Linked DNA regions of Homo sapiens: region 2 is linked to region 1. A link is a loop called in an ENCODE intact Hi-C map of the cell type or tissue named here. Cell type or tissue: PC-9. All regions are shown on one strand. Links, peaks and the distances in the headings refer to the core of each region. The heading gives the core; the rest is flanking DNA.

The links. Peaks named below come from ENCODE experiments on the same cell type or tissue, not always from the same donor. Only the 100,000 strongest peaks of a DNase experiment are listed, where the experiment ranks them.
Region 2: a loop joins it to region 1, with 5 times the contacts of the local background. A loop is called at or near these places in 5 of 110 quality-filtered maps.

What each region holds. Positions count from the first base shown.
Region 1 is chr9:134,158,576-134,168,766 of GRCh38, forward strand. It overlaps RNU6ATAC (RNA, U6atac small nuclear), which reads right to left and starts at 5,989; the gene lies at 5,864-5,989. It overlaps LOC124902297 (a long non-coding RNA gene), which reads right to left. Exons shown (of 2, transcript XR_007061834.1): 2 at 5,863-10,187. WDR5 (WD repeat domain 5) reads left to right here. Exons shown (of 14, transcript NM_017588.3): 14 at 1-1,393. RefSeq lists enhancers at 5,006-5,971, 5,386-5,625. In PC-9, for the core only: a CTCF peak has its summit at 4,878; DNase peaks (open chromatin) are centred at 5,516 and 5,823.
Region 2 is chr9:134,350,256-134,360,446 of GRCh38, forward strand. The region is part of intron 1 of RXRA (retinoid X receptor alpha); the gene reads left to right. Among named protein-coding and RNA genes, the nearest start is that of MIR4669, 24 kb to the right of the region's middle. RefSeq lists enhancers at 1-438, 439-1,224, 1,225-2,011, 2,012-2,796. In PC-9, for the core only: a CTCF peak has its summit at 5,942; DNase peaks (open chromatin) are centred at 5,506, 5,856, 6,906, 7,526 and 2 weaker places; H3K4me3 peaks cover 4,594 bases; H3K27ac peaks cover 5,524 bases.

The sequences.
Region 1 (10,191 bases), core at 1,503-9,502:
TGTGGCCCACATGCCGATAGCACGGTCATCGCACATGACTCTCCCGTTTGTCTCAGTGTCCCTGCAACAAGCAGCACCGCAGACTGTAATAAAAGGTGGGGTTTTGTGAATGGTTGTGGCAAGTGCGTCCTTGTGAAGCTCGTCTCCATGTGGCTTTCTTGGAGAAAGGCTCCCCTGGGGCAAGAGGGTGGAAGGTTTCTTTGGACAGGAGGTGCTGAGGCTGGCTGCACCTGCTCTCTGAAGACGCCTTCCTCTCTAGGTTCATTGTTCAGTGTTGCTGGGGGCGGGGAACGGGGGTGGGGAGGTTCTTAGTTGCGAAGGAGCCAAGCTCCTGATGGACTTGCGTTGGGATGTGGGGGACACCTGTGGCATGGTAAGGCTCCCTGAGTCCCTTACTCCAGGTCAGATGCCAGTGGGACTCATGCGCCCTATGAGGGCTGCAGGGCCAGTGCTGCCCCTCGGACTCCTCGAGGGGTTGGGTGCTAAGCGCGAGCCTCGCCGTCCCTGCTGGAGCCCTCGCCTGCCTGCCCCTCTGCCTGTGCTCCTGGCAGTGTGGCTTCCCGGTGCTCACCTGCACAGCAGTTAACAGCAGAGGCCGAGCGGGAGCCTCTGGGGAGCGAGGCTGAAACCTGAACCTGCCCATGGAGACAGTTGTGGTGAGGGTTGCCACACACAGTGAGGGCGGAGCAGGGTGGCTGAGGGCACAGGTGCCTGGGTCTGTCCCACGGGGCAGGGCTTTGGGGCTGTGATGCTCTGGGAAGCCAGCTTGGGTCCTGGGTCTACAGAGGGCCCTGGCCCCGGAGCCCAGCCAGCTCTGCCTCTCTCAGGGCCTGGAGTCCTGGGGGAGCTCAGCCAGCTCTGCCTTTCTCAGGGCCTGGAGTCCTGGATGAATCCTGCAGGTTTTTGGTTGCACCGGCCCAGGGAGGAAGCGGGGGGTTTGTCAGGTGGGCTCTCCTGGAGGTCCTCGAGTGGCAGGGGTGAGGAGGGGATTATCTGAGGCATCTGGAGATGTATATCCTGTGGTTTCCCCTGCCCCTCTGTTTCCGATGAGGTGTACGGATGAGTGACCTGCACTAAGAAGTGAGTTGCCACAGTGAAAATGGGTTGGTTTTTGTCTTCGACGCTCAGGGTCTGGGCGCCTCGCATTTGCAGTCTGTTGTGACAGACACGGGGAGCTCCGCGTGCCAGCCTGTGGCTGCCCTGCTGTGGGGGTCCTGGGGCCGGCGAGGCCCCTTCAGTCTTGTTCTGGGGGGACGGCCCACTCCGGGGAGGGGGTGTGCTGTGCTGAGCGCTGTATCCCTGAATATAGTTTATTTTTTCTACATTTGAATTCTGTTGTAGATTTATGTAAAAATACATTCTTTTTGAAAATAAAAATTTTCATGTCTTCTAATTTAGTCTGGTGAGAATTTCTTAACTTAAAACGTAGCTGTCTCTGTGGGGTGGGAGGGCGGCCGCCCTGGGGCTTTGTCCCCGGTGGTGGGGGTGGTGTCTGGTGAGCCAGGGTGCCCCGCAGGACAGTCCTGGGTTTTTACAGTAACCTTAGGAAAGTCATCTATTTGTGCTAATTATTCTATGTATTTTGTATTGGTTTTTCCACTCTTAGGTATATACCTGTGTGCTAATTACTGACAGTGTTAGGCAGGTAGGCACGGATGAGGAGAGGTCCTCCAAAGTCCTGCTGCCACCACCATGCTGGGGCGTATCTTCCAGGATATGCGTTATAAACTAACAGGAGCTTTCAGATGTGAAGAGTGTGGCGCCCCCCAGTTTCCTGTCCCTGCTGCAGGAACTTCATCGTTGTTCATCGGCTCCTCCTGTTATTTCAGTACAAATCCCAGACATTCTACCATGTAAGTGGTGAACGCATGGTATCTCAAAACAAGTCTCCAGAAGCATTATTACCACAATGCCATTTTCATACCAAAAAAGTTCTCCAACCCCCTGCCTTTTTTTTTTTTTTTTTTTTTTTTTGAGATAGGGTCTTGCTCTGTTGCCCAGGCTGGAATACAGTGGTGTGATCATGACTTACTGCAGCCTCAACCTCTTGGACACGAGTGATCCTCCCACCTCAGCCTCCCAAGTAGCTGGGACCACAGGCACATGATATCATGCCTGTCTAATTCTTTTATTTTTGAGACAGGGTTTAACTCTGTCACCCAGGCTGGAGTGCAGTGGTGCCATCTCAGCTCACTGCAATCCCCACATCCCGGTTCAAGCGATTCTTGGGCCTAGCCTCCCGAGTAGCTGGGATTACAGGCCCGGCTATTTTGTGTATTTTTAGTAGAGTTGGGGTTTTGCCATGTTGGCCAGGCAGGCCAGCGAATTTTTGAATATTTTTATTGCAGAGACAGGGTCTCACTGTGGTGCCTAGGCGTGTCTCAAACTCCTGGCCTCCAGTGATCCACTTCTGCCTCCCAAAGTGCTGGGACTGCAGGCGTGAGCCATTGTACCCAGCCCCCCTAAAGTTATTTAATTGAATATCTGATGTTCAGATTTCCCGTTGTCTTAGTATGTTTTAAAAAATTGTGCCTGTGCACACATACACACACATACACACACATACACACGTCACATGCATGTGTACACATATATATGCATGTAGTGCACACCTGTACATGGGTGCACACAAGTACATTTGTGCAGCAAACCACAGCATGTGTATGTGTATGTGTATGTAGATGTACCTGCAAGGTATGTGTGCATAGGGTATGTGTGTGCACATGCACAAATGCATGCATACACATGTATGCTTGTGTATGGAATCAGGAACCAGACAAGGTCTTCACCTGCATCTGGTTAGTTTACTAGCTGTTTTTTTTTTTTTTTTTGGAGACGTCTTGTTCTTGCCCAGGCTGGAGTGTAGTGGCACGACCTCAGCTCACTGCAACCTCTGCCTCCCAGGTTCAGGTGATTCTCCTGCCTCAGCCTCCTGAGTAGCTGGGACTACAGACCCCCACCCACCACGCCCATCTAATTTTTGTATTTTTAGCAGAGATGGGGTTTCACCATGCTGCCAGGCTGGTCTCGAACTCTTGATCTCAAGTGCTCCGCCTGCCTTGGCCTCCCAAAGTTCTGGGATTACAGGCGTGAGCCACTGAGCCCGGTCCCTCGAGTCTTTTTAAATCGCCAGGTCCTCCCTCTTTTTTCTGTGCCATGTATCGTTGAAACCAGGTCGTTTATCTTGTGGCCTCCTGGTCTGGTTTTGCTGAGTGCGTCTCCGTGGGGCTGTTCAGCATCTTCCTGTCTCCTGTGTTCCCTGTAACCTGGCAGTGGGGGAGGCAGCCGGCCATGCTCCATGCACCCACCACGGTGGGTGGTGCTGTGTGCGTGTTCAAACAGCTGACTCATTAGCAGATTGGTTTTATTTGATAAACATCTTTCCAGTCCTTACTTGAGTCCTATGTTAAAAAACATACAGGAGTTTGTGCCTATGACAGACGTGATGCACGGGGACACACAGGCCAGGCGAATGCTCTCATCACGCTTGCCATTCTCACTCTCTGGGGTGCCTTTCTGGTGGTTTCCATCTATGGGAAACCATGCACAGGTGGGGTCTATCTGTGTCATTTAGGAAAACAAGCTGTGTGGCACATCCTGGCACATCCTGCTCTTCAGCCCATGAAGGAAGCTCTCAAAACACTGCGGTGGGGTAAGGTGTTGGCAGTGTGGATTCACCGTCCCAGCAAGGAGCTACCTTAGGGTCAAGGATGAGTTCTGAGAAATAGGAGAAAAGAAAGACTCAGTGAAGAGGAGAATCAGGTATGGTTACCCAGAGGAAGGGCAGAGGATGCTGAATCCCAGTAGAGTGATGCCCGCTCCTGGGCTGTGGGCTGAGATGGCATTTCATGCCCTTGGGGGAGACCCTGACCCTCACCACCAAGCCCGACAGGTGTGGTGGAGCAGGGGGTGCAGGTACTGTTAAAGGTGAGATCCACTTGGCAAAGATTTTATGTAACTCAACTAATGAGGGGACCTGTAAGATGTTACAACCGCTTGAAAGTACCACACTTACGCAGGGAAACGAATGCTAAGACAAATTGCAAATAGATTCAAACTGGCAAAAGGTCAAAATCCACAGTAATAATCACATCCCACTGGGCAGGCACATTGAGCTTCCTACGATTTCGAGCTGTGAACAATGAACAGCAAAGAGCAAAGGTGGAGAGGACCTGGATGGCTGCTTAGACTCCTTAGGTTGAGCAAAGGGTTTTTTCCTTATGCCTATTTCAAGGTCTCTCTGTTTTTCCTGATAGTCGACTCTTCTGTCAAAAGCTTGGTGAGCAGGAGGGAGGGTTCCCATAAGGTCTTTTGGGGAGGGAAATACCAGAATATGGGGTGACCCCGAGGGGAGGGGCTCTAACAGATGAAGGCCGCTTGGTAGCTTCATTGTCGGGGTGCAGGGGGCGAGCTGGGCTGCGGTTTCCAGCCTCCAGGCTGAGCCCTCACCTGGATCGGCCCACTCTCTCCTAAGGGATGCAGCCAGGCTGTGGCTTTAACGTGGCTGGTGTGCTGACTGCGCAGTCCTGAGCCCTGGAGCGGCGCGCACTTGGCCTGCCTATTTTCCACATCCCAGGCCTCAGTGCCGGGCCCTCCAGCTCCCGGGGCCTGCGCCTCCCGCAGCCTTGGCTGTTTCAGCAGGTGGCACCGCGTCCTTCCCCGGAGGGGGACTGACACCCTGCAGTTACCCCTGACCCTGCCCTCCACGGCTGTTGGCACATCTTCTCCAGAACCCAGGGCTCTCAGCCCCTCCATGGTGCCCGCACCCGGCCTCCGGCCTCGCCCCGCCGCAGCCGCGAAGGTCTTCCCGCTGCCATCCTTGCCCGCTGGGCTGTTCTCAGCGTGGCCGCCAGGGATGTCCTTTGAGCTCATTCGGTCCCGTCCCTCCCCTGCGGGAGGTTCTCCAAGGTCTCGCCCTTGCCGAGGGTCGAAGCTCAGGTCCTTGCACAGGTCCCTGGGGCCCCGGGCCAAACGGGTCGTCCCCTGATCCCTCTCCTGGCCCCTGGCTCCCCTCCAGCCCCGGGACCTTGCGGGGCCCTCCCTGCGTCTCAGGGCTCCGAGGTCCTCGCGCCGCCTTGGATCTGGACTTGGGTGTGGACCTCCCCGTCCGCCCTGCTCGCTGGAGCGGGTCTCCACGGGGCTCGGGGCGGAGGCTGTGGAATGGCCGGGAATGCGCTCCGGCCGGGCAGCGGCTTCGCTCGGTAGCTGCCGTATCTCCGGGCCGTGCCCAGTGCTTAGTTTTCTGTGAATGAATCAATGTTGAGCGGAAACTTCCGTCAGGCTTTGAACCAGGCCCTGAACGTTTGCGATGCTAGGGACGCGCCCGTCAACCCGCCGAGCCGCCCTGTGCCTCATGCGGCGACCGAGGCGCCCTCGGGAGACGGGCCCTGTCGGGTGTCGAGACGCGAACACGACCCAATGCCAAGAACGGGCGGTGAAGATGAACGGAAAAGCCCCAAGCAGCGGCGGAACGGCGCGCCCGTGCACAAGTGCGACCCGCGCCCGTGTCCCAAGGAAAGAAGATAAAAGATAAAACGAAAAATGCCCCGGGGCTTTGCGGTGACTCACGCCTGTAATCCCCGCACTTTGGGAGGCCGAAGCGGGCGGATCACCTGAGGTCAGGAGTTCAAGACCAGCCTGGCCAACATAGCGAAACCTCGTCTCTACTAAAATTACAAAAAAATTAGTCGGGCGTGGTGGCGCGCGCCTGTAATCCCAGCTACTCGGGAGGCTGAGGCAGGAAAATCGCTTGAATCCAGGGGGTGCAGGTTGTAGTGAGCCGAGATCGCGCCATTGCACTCCAGTCTGGGCGACAGAATAAGACTCCGTCTGAAGAAAAATAAAAAACAAAACACCAAAAAAAAAAAAACGATGGTTAGATGCCACGAAGTAGGTGGCAATGCCTTAACCGTATGCGTGTTGTCAGGCCCGAGGGCCTCTTCCATCCTTGTCAAGGGGAGTGCTAACCTTCTCTCCTTTCATACAACACGCCTCGGCTTCCCTGCGCACTTTATTTAAGGACGAAAGCTCCACTCGCCTTTCGGTGAGGGTGACTTCTTGTTCGCTATCCATGGAGGTACATTTATAAAAATGTCACGGTTCAGTGGGAAACCACAAATGTTCGCATTCAATTAATCGTCTTTTTTAAAATTTGAACGTGTAAGAAAAAAATCTACCACTTTTCGTGCCCTAATATATTCATAAAAGTAGCCAATTAGAAGCTGAGGGGAACAAACGGAAGTCCCGAGCGTCCTTCAGAGAAGTAGATTCCCCCGGAAACAAAACAGGGCGGGCGCGCACCTCCTGCGGCGACACGCCTAGCAGACGGCGGAAGGCGGGAAGAACTGTCTACGGAAGTGGAAGGTTGGTAACGAATCAGAGAACAAGGATCGGAAGATCCGTTCCACGGACTTCCGGACGCGGCCCTGCCCCGGGAACTGCGGGTGTTCAGGACCCTGTGGTGCGCGGGACGCCGCCCGCGCATGCGCCGCGCCGGCTCAGCCCCGTTTTCGCAAGCTCTGCGTGGTCTTGGGTGGCGAGTTCGAGCCTTAGAACGGCCGAGTGCCCTGGAACCGGTTTCGGCTCTGGCGTCCTCGCGTGTCCTCCGGCTCCAGGTTACAACGTCAGTATTGGCGCCTTGGCGCGGTCCCGTCCTGCTCTCGTCCTCCGTTCCGTGGACCCCGGGGCTGTTCTGGCGCCTCGCAGGCCGGGCCCCTCCCATCGACTCGATGGGCAGGGCTCTGCGAGGCTCGGGGACCGGGGACGCGCGGCCTTCCTGACAAGGAGCCCGAGGGTCTGCACAGCCTGGGGCACCACCCGGCCTGGTGAGGATGATCGCTGTGCGCGCGATGCACATGCGCCCTCAACACCTCTGCACATTCATGCACGTGTCCATACATGGGTGCACACACGTCCTTACACGTATGTACATACGCATGTGTACACACGCCCATGTCTACACGCGCACATGTCTGCACACGAGTCACACGTGCAAGTGCACGCATGGATGGTGGACACGCGTTTACACACGTGAATATGTGTATACACATGCAGACACATGTGCCTGCCCACATGGATGTGTGCACAAACAAGCACAGAGGTCCTCAGTGGCTCACTCCTGGTGGCCGTGTGCTGTGGGCTGGGAATGGCCATACTCATTTCTCAGAGCTTTTGAGTTGTGTGTGTTTCCAGTTGTGCATATTAATTAGAAAAAACAAAAGTGAATTTGTAGGTTAAGGCAGGTCCTTAAGTTTCCTTAATTTCCTCTCCCTGGAGACCTGGCAGGCTGGGCCGGGCACTGCTGCGGAAGGCCAGCCGCACCCTGAGTCAGGTCTTCTCCAGAAGGTTCAGGGCAAGCTCTGGATTACAGATAGGAAACCAAATGCATGAGGAAGGCACTGCTCACCCTGCAATGACGGTCAAGGTGTGGGGTGGGGAGCAGCAGCCTGGAGGTCAGAGCCAGGACCTTGGGGGCTGAGAGTGGTGTGCTTGCCTGGTGATCTTCAGCAATGGGAGGCCTGGTGTCACCCTGGGGCCCAGACTGTGAAGGACTGGTGGCTTTGGGGATCTGCGTGATCCAGGGGGCCCAAGCATCTGCCCAGCCGGCATTCTGTGCACTGCCCACCTGCCTGTGTTGTCAACGAGGACGGGGTTTGCTAAAATGCAGATTCTTGCCTCTTCCCTAGTCTGAGTCCAGGGTCTGTGGTCAGGCCTGGGAATCTGTATTCATTGAGGCCCTTTGGGTCCCGCCATCATAGCAGCCTGTCTTTACTTTGGGTGGAGGTCGGAGGTCTGCACATCACCCAGGAGGCTTACCAGTGGTAACCCAAGAAGAGGGAAGATGGCAAGAGGGTCTTTGCAGGGTTGGGAGGGCAAGGATGGAAGGACCTGGGAGGCCACAGCACCCTCTCGGACTTGGCGCAGAACCCGTGGAAACAGCCTGCGATGCACGGATGGAGGTGGCTTTGCCCTGTGTCTGCTGGTGCCTCTGGAACTCCGGCTCTGACAGACGCTGCGTCTCCTGCTGACTGCTGCATCCCAAGATGAGCCCAGCGCTTGCACACAGGGCGTCCCAAAGTGTTTGTTGAACAAAGGCATGATCAGTGTTGGTATTGCCCTGAGACTCATGCCCTCAGCCCCGATTCGGGCACATGGCTCATGTCAACCGCTGGAAGTCCCTCTGGGGCCCACAAATGTCTCTAGACCACAGGAAGAGTCGGCCTGGCTCCATGTGCCTGGCGCCTGGGGCAGAAAGGTGGACGGGGCAATCAGAGTGGTCACCATCGGGGAGTACACTTTGCACTCCACTCGAGTCTCCAGGGATATAACTCACTGGATCCTAAGTCTCACTTTCTGAGGGCCGTTCTTAGAGTCTCCTGTATGAAATCAGGCTACATCCAGAGAAAGTTCCAGAAATAAGAAAAGATGAGATCGCCTACTGACCCTCCCATTTTTTGCACACGGACACTGAGGGAGGGGAGGAACTTGCTCAAGGGCACCACACAATTTTTTTTTGAGATGGAGTCTCAAAGATGGAGAATTCCTCCAACCATGAGGAATTTGAACGCTTATCCCGAATAGTGGAAAATGAACGTCTCATGGAGTTAGGGCCTGTCACCACCTGGGGATCTACAGTCAGACATGGCATAGAGGATGCCCTCCCAGATCCCGCTCTGTCTCCCAGACTGGAGTGCAGTAGTGCCACCTTGGCTCACTGCAACCTCCGTCTTCCGGATTCAAGCGATTCTCTGGCCTTAGCCTCCTGAGTAGATGGGATTACAGGCGCACACCACCACACCCGGCTAATTTTGTATTTTTACTAGAGATGGGGCTTCACCATGTTGGCCAGGCTGGTCTTGAACTCCTGACCTCAAGTGATCCACCTGCCTCAGTCTCCCAAAGTGCTGGGATCACAGGCATGAGCCAACATACCCAGCCCACCCCATGAGTTATTGCTAGAGTGGTGGGGTAGGGACCCGGCCCCCAGCTCTCAGTGCTGGACATGGGCAGGGTGGGCATGGGTTCCCTTCCAGCCCTGGCAGAGCCCTGGACCATGCGTGCTTTTCCCCTCAAGTGTCGAGGCAGGCAGGGCTGCTGCATAGAATACAAGATGCCCCATTGAGATGGAATCTCAGACAAATGAGTCATGTTTTACTGTAAGCATATCCCAAATATTTCATGGGACACACTTATACTAAAACTTATTCATTGTTTATCTGAGCTTCAAATGTAGTGGAGTGCCCTGTATTTTTATTTGCTAAATTTGGCAGCCCTAGTAACGGGAGCTGGAAGGCTTTTGTTATTTGCCCTCAAGCAGCATTTCCTGGCATTGGCTTCAGTGACCAGTTGTCTCTTGAAATGTCCCATGGACAGAAGGGAAGAAAACTGGGAAATACTGTGTTAAATAAACTTGCACAATTCCTTTTTTTTTTTCTTTAAAGAAAAGCCTAGCCGGGCGTGGTGGCTCACACCTGTAATCCCAGCACTTTGGGAGGCCAAGAAGGGCGGCTCACAAGGTCAGGAGTTTGAGACTATCCTGGCCAATGTGTTGAAACCCCATCTCTACTAAAAATAAAAAAATTAGCTGGGTGTGGTGTCGGGTGCCTGTAATCCCAGCTACTTGGGAGGCTGAGGCAGGAGAATTGCTTGAACCCAGGCGGGAGGTTGCAGTGAGCTGAGATCACGCCGCTGCACTCCAGCCTGGGCAACAGAGTGAGACTCCGTCTCAAAAAAAAAGAAAAGAAAAGAAAAGAAAAAAGCCTATTAGTTGGCAGGAGGGCTTATGAAAATGAGGCCTGGGGGATGTGTCATTTACTCAACTGTCTTGGCTAATGGGATCTCTAGGCTGGTGAGGTTGCGTTCTGTGTTTTTTTTTTTTTTTTTTTTTTTTTTTGAGACGGTGTCTCGCTCTGTTGCTGAGGGTGGAGTGCAGTGGTGCGATCTCGGCTCGCTGCAACCTCTGCCTCCCAGGTTCAAGCAATTCTCATGCCTCAGCCTCCAGAGTAGCTGGGATTACAGGCATGTGCCACCATGCCCAGCTACTTTTTTGTGTTTTTTCTAGAGACAGGATTTCACCATGTTGGCCAGGTTGGTCTCGAACTCCTGACCTCGAGTGATCCGCCCACCTTGGCCTCCCAGAGTGCTGGGATTATAGGCGTGAGGCACCGCTCCTGGCTGTGTTCTATGTTCTGT
Region 2 (10,191 bases), core at 1,118-9,117, 190 kb after region 1:
GGGGCTGGGGCCGCGGAGTGGCCTGAACACAGTGCTGGCATCGCTCTCTGGCCCCCGCCTCGCCAGCTGCAGCCTTGGAAGGCCCTTTGCCCCTCCAAGCCTCAGTTTCCTTTTCTGTAAGGGGCATGGCTGTCCTCGCCCCCTGGGTGGTGGCTCAGAGCTGGACATGCTGTGAAGTAGCCACCTGCGTGGCGTGCTGGTGGCTGGGGTCCCCAGGGGCTGCCCGTGGGCGGTCAGCTCCATTCGGAGGCCTGTGGTTTCCGGCTAGTGTCTTCCTTCGGGCACAGCAGGCCCCAGACGATGCCGCATGAGGACTGTGTGGGCCTCTGTGCTGTGCCCTGTGCTGTGCTCACCCACACGGGGAGCCTGAGGCACTGCCCAGTGGGGCCTCCCTGGCCCAGCTCCACCCTGCCCTTCCCCACGGAGAAGCCAGCCTCCCCCGCAGGAGCAGCTCCATCTGGGGCATTCTCATGCCTTCTGCCGAGGTGGGTGGGGGTGGGGATTGGGCCAGTGGCTCTGCTTTCCTCCCCACCTGTCCCCACTGCACGAGGAGATGCATTCGAGGGGCTGAGCGGCTGAGCCTGGGGCCGGCCTGGCCTGGATGGTGCCTCCCCTGCCGCCTTGTCCTCATCTGTACCCAGGGCCAACGTCAGCACCTCGGCTGTGTGATGGTGTGGAGGCCACCTGTCCAGCACCCACAAGAGGCCCTGTGCCTCAGCAAGGGGGGGCTGAGCATCCCTCACCTGCCTAAGTGTCCTTTCCTATAACATGGAGCACCGGCCTCAGACTTCATGGGAAGTGCGTGTGGCCTCAAGGTACAAACACCGCATTGTGAGGAAGCGCTGGCTGCAGGGGGCTGAGCCCTCTGAATGCTTTGCTTAGGAAATCAGAATGTTGGGGCCCCCTTCTCCCACACAGGCCAGGCTTGGAGCCCGCAGAGTCTGAAGAGGTGGCAGGTCTGGGGCTAGGAGGCCCGGCGGGAAATCACAGGAGGCCTTGGGCGAGTGCCTGGCCCTGTGGGCTGCAGCGTCCTCCTCAGAGAAGGGGCAGTCGGGAGGTCACTCGAAAGGGGCCCTATGCCAGCAGCGGGCAGAGGGGAGGGCAAAGTGGTGGTCCCGGGCCCGGCAGGCTGGTTGTGAGGCAGGCTGGTCTCCAGTCCCTGCCTGCATTGCTCTGTTCCTCCAGACAGTCCTGACCCCAGCACCCTAAACTCTGCGTCTTCCCATGTGGGGAGCCCCAATAGGGCAGGGATCCTTCACCTCAGGAAACGCAATCCCTTCCCTGGCCTGTGAATATTTCATCAGCAGATTAAAAATTGAAGCTGAACCTCCCTGCTCCCCCGGGAGGGTGGAGGAGGGTGCCGGCTCCGTTTCAGGCCGGTTTGAGTATTTTTCTTGATAATGGAGCTGCGTCAATTAGAAAATGACATTGCTGGTTAAAATGCCGTTCTGCGGCCCTCTTTAATTAAGGCCGAGATGTAATAACCAATCCGCTGCTGCGAACTTGTTTTTAACCATCAGAACGCGAGGTGAATGACATGGAGTTGGGTTGATCAGAGGCGGGTGTGCGGGGCCTCGGAGAGATTTATGGAGGCCACGCAGCAGCTGCGGCTCTGGCGGGGCGTGGGGTGTGCCAGTGTGTGTTGGGTCAGATGGGTGCTCTGTTCTGTGTGCACGTGTGCGTGCATGTGGCATATGTGTGTTGGGACCAGAAGGGCCTGGGGGCTGAGGTTGAGAGTCCTACCAAGTTTGCCTGCATGGGTCATGGTGCTGGAGCCAGAGGGCGGCTCGGGGCAGCCCGGGGAGGGAGCGAGGCTGCACAGGCTGCGGGAGTCAGAGGCTGTCGAAGGCAGAGTCGGGCTGGGGTGCAGCAAGGGGAGGGTTCTGGGCATGGGATGAGGATGACAGCGCGGCCCAGGAGCCCCTGTGGGTTTGATGGTGCCTGATGAGATGAGGAAAGGGGCAGACTGACTCTGCGCCTCCTGGGGTGCCTGGAAAACCCTGTGGAGGTGCTTGGAGGGCGAGGGGAGGGGAGCAGGGAGGTGGTGTCTGGCCATCCCCTCAGGTGTCTGAAGGGTGAGTACGGGAAGGGGCTGCCTCGGGGACCCTGGATGAGTCTGGGGCATGAGGAAGCCGGAGGGGCCACAATCCTTCCCTGCTTCTGAGCAGGGGCCCTGCTCTAGGCCCCAGGTGGGCAGCACAGGACCTGGTGGGGCTGTCCTGCCCTCCCTGCCTCGCCCCTGCCCAGCAGTGGGCAGCAGTGGTCACCCGGCAGTGTGCAGACTGTGTGGGAACTGGCGTCTGTCCGGACCACCCAGCCTCCTGCTGGCCCCGCTTTCCTTTGGTGGGACTGAAGATGCACCCTGGCTGAGCCCTGCAGCTCCCGGGGTGCTGGCTTGACACAGAGGGTCAGCTGCCCCAAGGAAACGAGGTCAGGGCTTGCCTGGGACTATCTGGGGCGGGCAGTGTGGGGGCCAGCATGGGGCGGGCTCCACAGCTGACGGCTCGCATGCCTGTCTGGGCTGTGTTGGGTCTCGCTTGAGGTTGGAGCGGTCTCCCTTTGGGGACATCCAGGGCTCTTGGGTCTCTCTTTGGCAGGGAATCAGGAGCCCTGGAGACATGGGAGTTCTCTCCTGCTTCCTTGGTGTGAGGAAGTACGTCCTCAGCCTGCTCTTCTCTCCTTGGGGACACTTGGCCCTGCCTTCTGGTGCCCACTTGGAAAGCCAGCTGGGGGCTGTGACGTTTGTTGACACCCTCCCACCACCTGTGCTCTCTGGGCTGGCCTCTGGGGGTGCAGGCTGGGGGGATGAGCCACCCCAGGTACAGGGTCCCCTTCTGGAGGGGGGAGGAGGGGCTGGGGCTGCTGGTGTGGCTGGGAGGGGCAGGCCCATAACTGGGAGGTTCTGGGGCTTGAGGAAGAATCCCAACTTTTACTTTTGAAACAAGAGCAAACAGCAAATTGAGCTCTCCCGGCTGTGGAGGAGGTGGGCTTGTTTTCTTCGGTGGATTTCCTGGAGTCCTTCTCAGGGGTATCCCTGGTGTGCAGAGGTGGGATCTCTGATGGCCCATGGTTGTAGGAGGCCTTGGGCCAGCATACTGGAGAGTGGGAAGGCAGGTGGTCTGGGAAGGTGGTGAGTGCACATGTGTGCATGTGTGTGCACGGCCCCATGCATGTACACCGCACGTGTATGCACATTAAGCTGGTGTCCCGTCATGTGGCCCGGCCACAGGCATCCTTCACTTTGAGCAAACCGTCACTTACTTTCAAAGGCGTGTTCATTGCCCAGTGGTGCCCCAGCAGCTTCCACGGCCCCACGAGTCCACGAGCCCCTGTACCTCCAACACTGCTTCTCCCCACAGCTAGCGGGGAGGACGTTGGCAGCTTTTCTGCCTCCTCCTGCTTTCCCCAGGGTGGCAGGGCAGAGGTGCCCTTGGGGTGGGGGTGCCAGGCCCTGGCAGGCAGGAGAGGGAACTGCTGTCTCCTCATGCTACCCATGGGCCTGGTTGGCCTCCAGGCCTGGGATGTCCCGTTGGGGCCGTGCCTGTTGGGTGTGTACCTGACTTCAGGCTGAGAATCTGGTGGGACTCCAGCAGCCGTACTCATCCACGAGCCCTGCTGGCGGTGAGCTCGGACAGCCTGGCTGCATTTGGGGAACGTGTCCCCAAGGCTGGTGGTGATGGGACTGTGGGTGGATGAGAGCTAAGGGTGCCTGGTAGCTGTTCACTGCGGATGGAGGGGGCCACAAGCTCCTGGGGAAAGGGGGCAGAGGCAAAGACGGAGCCTAGACTTCACTGTTGCCACCATAAAATAACACTTAGGTCCATGCCTGGGAAAGCCTAGAGGTGCATTCCAGCCTTTGTGTCTCTTCTGACGGATGGGATGGGGTGCCTGGGTCCCAGCAGGCACCAGCAGGGAAGGTGGGTTGGTGGATTGGTGATGTCTGCAAGGAGGGCTGTGGGGCACTTCTGCGTGCCGAGTGCTCCCATCCTGGCCCTGCGGTCTCTGCGGCTAATCTAATGTCTCCCTTCTACCGGGAGCTTAGTACCGCAGCTGCGTGTGTTTTCACTGTGACTTCTGCAGAATTTTCTGCCCATACTGCTGGCTCTTCTGGGTCCCCCTCCTTGGACAGTGTTGGCGTGAGGAGGTGGTCGGTGCGTGTGTGGTGGTGGAACGAATGAACTCACCCGGGTTGGAGCCAGCCCCACACTGCCGTGGCTTAGTGGGTCTCACCTGGGCTGCCCATCAGGCACTATTGAAGATGAGGAGCTTTTAAGATTCCTGGTACCCAGGCCACACCCCAGACCCATCAGATCGGCAGCCGTGGGGGTGGTGCCTGGGCACCAGGGCTCCCTGGTGATTCTGTTGTGCCCCAGGGTGAGCCCTGCTGGTGGAGATGGCCTGGGCCGGGCATTCCCAGGGTTCCTCCTGCAGCTGTGCTGTGCACTGGCCTTCGCTGTAAGACTGAAATGTTCAGAGGCCGTGTTGTTGCTCGAAGTCTCAGATCTGGGCCAAACCTGCCTCCGCTGTCTTTGGCCCTCCAGGCTCCCCAGGCTGCAATTGTCCTCGTCCTGGATTTGCCTCTCCCCGTCCCATAGGCCTGTGCACTCCCAGTCCCCTAAGAGCCAGTGGAGCTGGCTTAGGGATGGAGGGACTGAGAAGCCACTGGGAAGCCGTGGTTGGGAGTCAGGGAGCCTGTCCTGGAGTTCTGGGGTGTCTGGAGCAGAGGGGCTCTGGGAGACTGCATGAGCAGGGCCTCTGGTCTAGAAGTGGTCAGGACCATGATCCCAGGAGGCATATACATCCCATCTCCTGCAGGGATGCGGTGGCTCAGCTCCAATTCTGCCCACGTTGGCTTTTGGGGTTCAAGGTGGGGCTGGGGCTGGGCCACCCCATCTCTGCAGGCACATCTCTGCTGGCGTTTGTCCTCACCTGTGGGAAATGCAGGCCCAGTTGTCAGAAGCTGTGCTGTGGGTGCCAGGTGTATGAGAAGTACCTAGTGTGCCTGGGCCCGGCATGGGCATCTCTGTGTCTCTTTGCGCTCCCCGGCCAGGCCAGGCACTGTTAACTGAACAGCAAACAGTAAAAAGCAGCCTGACCCTTGGACAGATCCCCCGACTCCTTCCCAGCTTCAGTTTCCTGATATGCTGGTCTCCGAAAAGCTGGGAGGGTGAACAGAGATGAAGCTGACAGAGCTCACCTGCAGCTCAGTCAGCGCCGGGAACTGCTAGTTGTTATTTTTGGTTACTTTTTCCTTGCCTGGGCTTCACTTCTCAGGGTGGGTTGGGAGGGAGAGGCAGTGGCTCAGAATTACAGTGGAGGGGTGGGGCAGTAGAGTCCGGCAGGGAGGGGCACCACTGTCCACAGACAGGTTTTCAAAGCTGCCCTCTGCAGCCAGGCTGAGGACCCAGAGGCCGGGGAGCTGTGTGCACCCCCGCTGGGTGGGGGAGGTCCTGGGCCTGCTCCTCTGGAGTGTTCAGCTTGGAACGCAGCCTTGCCACACGTTGGAGGCAGGTAGGGACCTGGCCCGTTGTGCAACCTGCAGCTGTGCAGGAGAATTCCTCCCAGGGCCCTGGGCTCACCCTGCCCTGGAGTCTGCATTTTTCGGAAAGCTCCGCAGGTACCCTCTCAGTGGGTCAGAGGCTTTGAGGAGGTCAGGGTCTGCGCCCAGGTGTCAGACAAGCCCTGGGGGAGGGCAGCTGAGGGGGTGGGGGGCAGCTCCCTGCCCTCGGGATGGCCGCTGGGCCCAGACTGCCAAGAGTAGCGGCAGGGAGGTGCTTCCACGACGCCCTCACTGTGGGATCTGGCTTGGGCCTGTCTCAGGCCAGGCCTCCTTTCCCTGGTGACCTGGAAAAGCATGGACTCTGCTGGCATGTCCTTCCCTCCTGCCCCTGCCAGGTGGAGCAGGGTGGGGCCTTTGGGGAAGCTGCCTCACCCTCACCTGGCTTCCTTGCCCCAGCCCTGCAAGGGAGGGGAACTGTGTCAGGCTCTCGTAGGTGACTCTCCCTGGGGGAGTTCTGGGGCCTTGGGTAGGTCACCTCATCAACCTCAGCCTTGCTCTCCTCATTGGTAAAAAGCGGGGAAGAGTTTCTACCTTGGATTTTGGTAAGGGGGAGCCATTGTTTAGCTCCCACCGGGAACACACCTGGGATGGCCTTGGGCTGGGGATTGCATGCTGGCCGGGCCGGGGAGCCAGGAGTTGCTGCCTGTGCTCCTGCAATGCCCACCAGGGCTTTCGGGGTATATAGAGCAGCACGGTCTGCGGGATGGAGGCCCTTCCTGCTGACACAGGAGGCTGGGGAAGGTCCGTGGCTGGAGAAGGTCCGTGCCTTGCCCAGAAGTGTGTCTTATCACCAAGAGATGGCCCGGTGCACTGAGCACCTACTGTATGCTAGCACTGCGGTGGCCGTCCTGCTCAGCGGCTCTTGGATTAGCCATCCTTGGCTGCCTGCAGGGGAGGACGAGTGTTCTCACCGTTGTCCTGCTATGGAGGGGAAGGTGACAAGCTTCTCTGGTGGCACCTGTGCCTCAAAGTGTTGGGAAAGGGTGGTTTTCCCAGGTGGGGGCCCCTGCCCTGCCCCAGCCTCACCCTGCCTGAGGCCCTGCTCAGCCACCACCCTCGATGGCCCTGGTAGAAAGTGTCTCCCGACACCTCCGCACCCTGCCTGTCTCCCAGCCTCAGCAGCCCTGGAGGTGGCCCAAGGCCCATGCCCATGCCCAGTGCTGGGCACCCCCAGGAAGCTCAGAGGCCCCCAGGCAGAGCCGGGGAGGCGTGAAGGCATAGCCAGGGCAGAAGCAGAACAAAAGAAAAGAAAAAAATCCACCCCCAAACCCACCCAGCCCACACCCTGAATCTCCTTATCTGTGTCTCCGCAGCCTGTTGCAATTGCCTGCTCTGAGTGGGTTGAGAAATTCGATGGAGCAGATAGTTGCCCAGGCACTGAGGCGTCTAGGGCGGTTGGACAGGTTTGGCTCCTGCCCCGGGTGGAGGGCCCTTCTCCAGAGCCCGGAGCAGAAACCTGGCCAGAGTTCGCTGCTGAGCGGGCTGCAGCCTCCCGCATCCTCACCTGGGCTCCCTGCAGGTTACTGGGAAAAGGGGACTTTCAGGGCCAGGGGCAGGGGATTGCACAGAGCTGATTCGCACCTTGGCCCCTCTGCTGTAGCCGCGTGAAGTCAGGCGCTTTGTGGGCCTCAGATTTCTCGCCTGTGCAGGGGGTTGGGGGATGTGGAGTTGGTGAGGTCCGTATGTCTACGAGGACTGTCCACGCCACGAGCACAGTGGGGGAGTCGTGGGTGGAGGGTGGGAGACCCCCAGACCTGAGTCAGCCCCTCAGAGAGCCTTGGCCCTGGGTTCGAGGCCAAGGGTTCGGCTGTGGTTTGTGCAGTCCCAAGCAGAAAGGCGAGGTCTTTGCTAGGGAATGCCCTGCTTAACCAGTCAGATATGTTACCCAGAACCTTCCAGAACACAAACATGCACCAGAGGTAAGCAGAATTGGCCACCCTCGGGGCAGAGCACCCGGGAAATTACGTGTTCTTAGAAAATTATGTGTAAATCACGGTTTCTTCATAAGTTTGTTTATTGGTTTTTCCCTGGCAACCTTCACACTGTCTGATCCTAGGGTGAGGCCATGGGGGCAGTCTACAGCGGACCCTGTGGGCAAGGGGAGGAGCCACAGCAGAGGAGGAGGAGGAGGAGGAGGGCAGCATCCCGCCTGGGGCCTGGGGTGCCCCCACAGAACACGGGGACATGGGATGAGAGGCGTACCCACTGTGCTCCCCGACATCCCTGCTGCTCGCTGGCCCGAGGGCTGGCTCCTGCAGCACCATCTCCACGGGAGGCCGTGGGCCGCTTCCAAGAGGGCTGCTGCTGGGTGTGCCACCCAGGCCCCGGCCACCTGCCGAGGACGGAGCCAGGCGTGAGCCCGTGCAGGACAGAGTGGAAACACCGAGTTCTGCCTGCACAGTCCTTGGGCCCTTGCTGGAGGGCTCTGGCTCACGAGCCAGGAGATGGGCACCAGTCCTGTTAGGCCGCCACCATCCACTTTCCTCCGGCAGCAGGCAGGCAGGCAGGCAGGCAGGAGCCACAGCTCAGGGCCAACAGGCCTCCCTCAGCCTGGGTAGGGTGGAGCTGGAGGGAGGGCTTCCTGGGGGAGGTAACAGGGAACATATGGGGAACAGCATATGCAAAGGCCCAGAGCTGGGAGAGTTCCGGGGCCTGTAATGGGGAGGTCAGTAGCTGAGCCTGTGCAGTCCTCAGAGGCCTTGTGCAGGGTCTGGACTTGGCCCTGTGGGTGCCACCCAGGAACTGACAAGGTCTTGTTCCAGAGACTTCCCCAGAGGTCTGGGACCTGCTTTCCAGGCTCCTGTTTGGATGCTGTTCCAGCCCAGCAGCACTGCCCTAGGCCCTGCCCTCCCCTCCCCGCCCCTCCCTGGTCGTCTGCAGGACTGGGCAGAGCCCCTGGACCCTGCCTGAGACAAGCAGTTTCCAGGGCAGGCCTGGGCCCCGGCTGGGGTCTCAATGGGGTGTGCTGGCTTTGGGAACGTTGGCAGGTCTGAGCCTGGCCTATGTAAGTGCTGCTTGCTCATGTGGGTGGTGAGGGCTGTGGGCAGAGGGCCAGGAGTCCCCGGGGCCTGCTGCTGGGCTCAGGGGAAGGGCAGGCGGAGCTCTGGGGCCAACAGCCCCACGTGGCAGGGGATTTTCATTAAGCGTTGCGCCCACTCCTACCCCATGCCCAGTTCTGGAAGGCTCAACAGGGTCCAGGGAGCATTCATGGAACAGCTGCTGGGGGCTGCCGTGTGGGAGAGGCCGAGAGGAAGGCCAGGGTGTAGCCAGGGGCGGAGGAAGCTTCCAGACCTGCTGTCTATAAAATTGAGGAAGGCAGAGGTGTTCTTCCTGCTTTTGGGGTCCCCTGCTCACATCTGAGGGCACGGAGAGTGAGATATAAAGAACACTCACTCCACTGAATAGCTGGGGAAATTGAGGCAGAGCCAGGGCCACCTGCCTTTGGGGTCCTCAGGCGTTGGCTGTGAGATGGGTGTGCTGCTGCCGCCGGCGGCTCTGAAGTGGGCTTCGAAAGCTTTGGAGGCCCCGGAGATAATTATCTGGCAATAACGAGCTAATTAATGGCTGCAGGTGTGCCCCAGCCCACCTCCCCTCCCTTCCCAGGCTCCATTCTGCCTCGTGCCTCCCACCCTTCCTCATCCTCTCCACCGGGTGCGCCCTCACCTCGGTGTGAACATCAATTCCATAAGTCATCGCATTATTCCTGGGGCACTGTGGCTTTGCCTGCTTGGAGGGTGAGGGTGCCCGCCTGGGGAGGGCTGGAAGGGGCTACCTTGACCTCCGGGGAGGGGTGTGACCTACCCCCTGCGGATCAGCCACCTGCATTGTTTTCCCTCCCTCCCTCCCTCTGCTGGATAAATAGCACACACAGGCTGAGGGCAGGGGAAGCGTGGCCCTGGAGCCACGTGTGGCCCTGGCGGGGTGGGGAGGTGACACGCAGCCCCGCCCCTCCCAGCAAGGATGTGGCCTGTCTGTCCTGGAAGGTCCTGGGTAGGCTCTGGGCCCTGGTCCCAGCCCGTTTCCCCCAGGGGCTTTGCTCCCGAGATTGTCCTGCCATGCTGGGCAGCCTGGTGGCTCTGGGTGGGCCTGGCCTGTGAGGGGATGGGGCCCTGGCAGCAGAGGCCTTTCCTTGCCCCACCTAGGAACAGGGAAGCTTCTGGAGCCGCGGGGGTCCCTGGGCTAGGGGTGTGTAGGACCGGGCGGGGAATGGAGCGGTAACCGGAGGGTGGAGGTGTGGCGTGCCCAGTGGGCCCACCCGGCACAGATGCCACCATGCTTTCGAGGCCGCTGAGGGGCCCCAGGGCTTTACCTAAGGCCCCCGCGATTGCTCTGTCCTGCCTGGGGTGGGCCAGGATCCCTGGGCAGGGCCTGGAAGCTGCCACCTGTCCTCAGTAGCCTCGGTGGGGGGCACTGGGCTGGGTGTCTGCCTTCCCTGGAGGCTGCACTGCCTGAGCCGGTGACAGGCTGCGGACTGGCCTGTCGGGCGGCAGGGCAGAGCGAGCAGGAAGCGCTGGTTCCTTCTCCATTTCCACCCCGCTGGTCACGGGAGCCTGCCGTGCCCAGGCCTGGGCTTGCCGACGCCTGGAGTTCTGGGTTCGAGCTCTGGCTCTGTTGTGGCTGCAGGCGAGGCC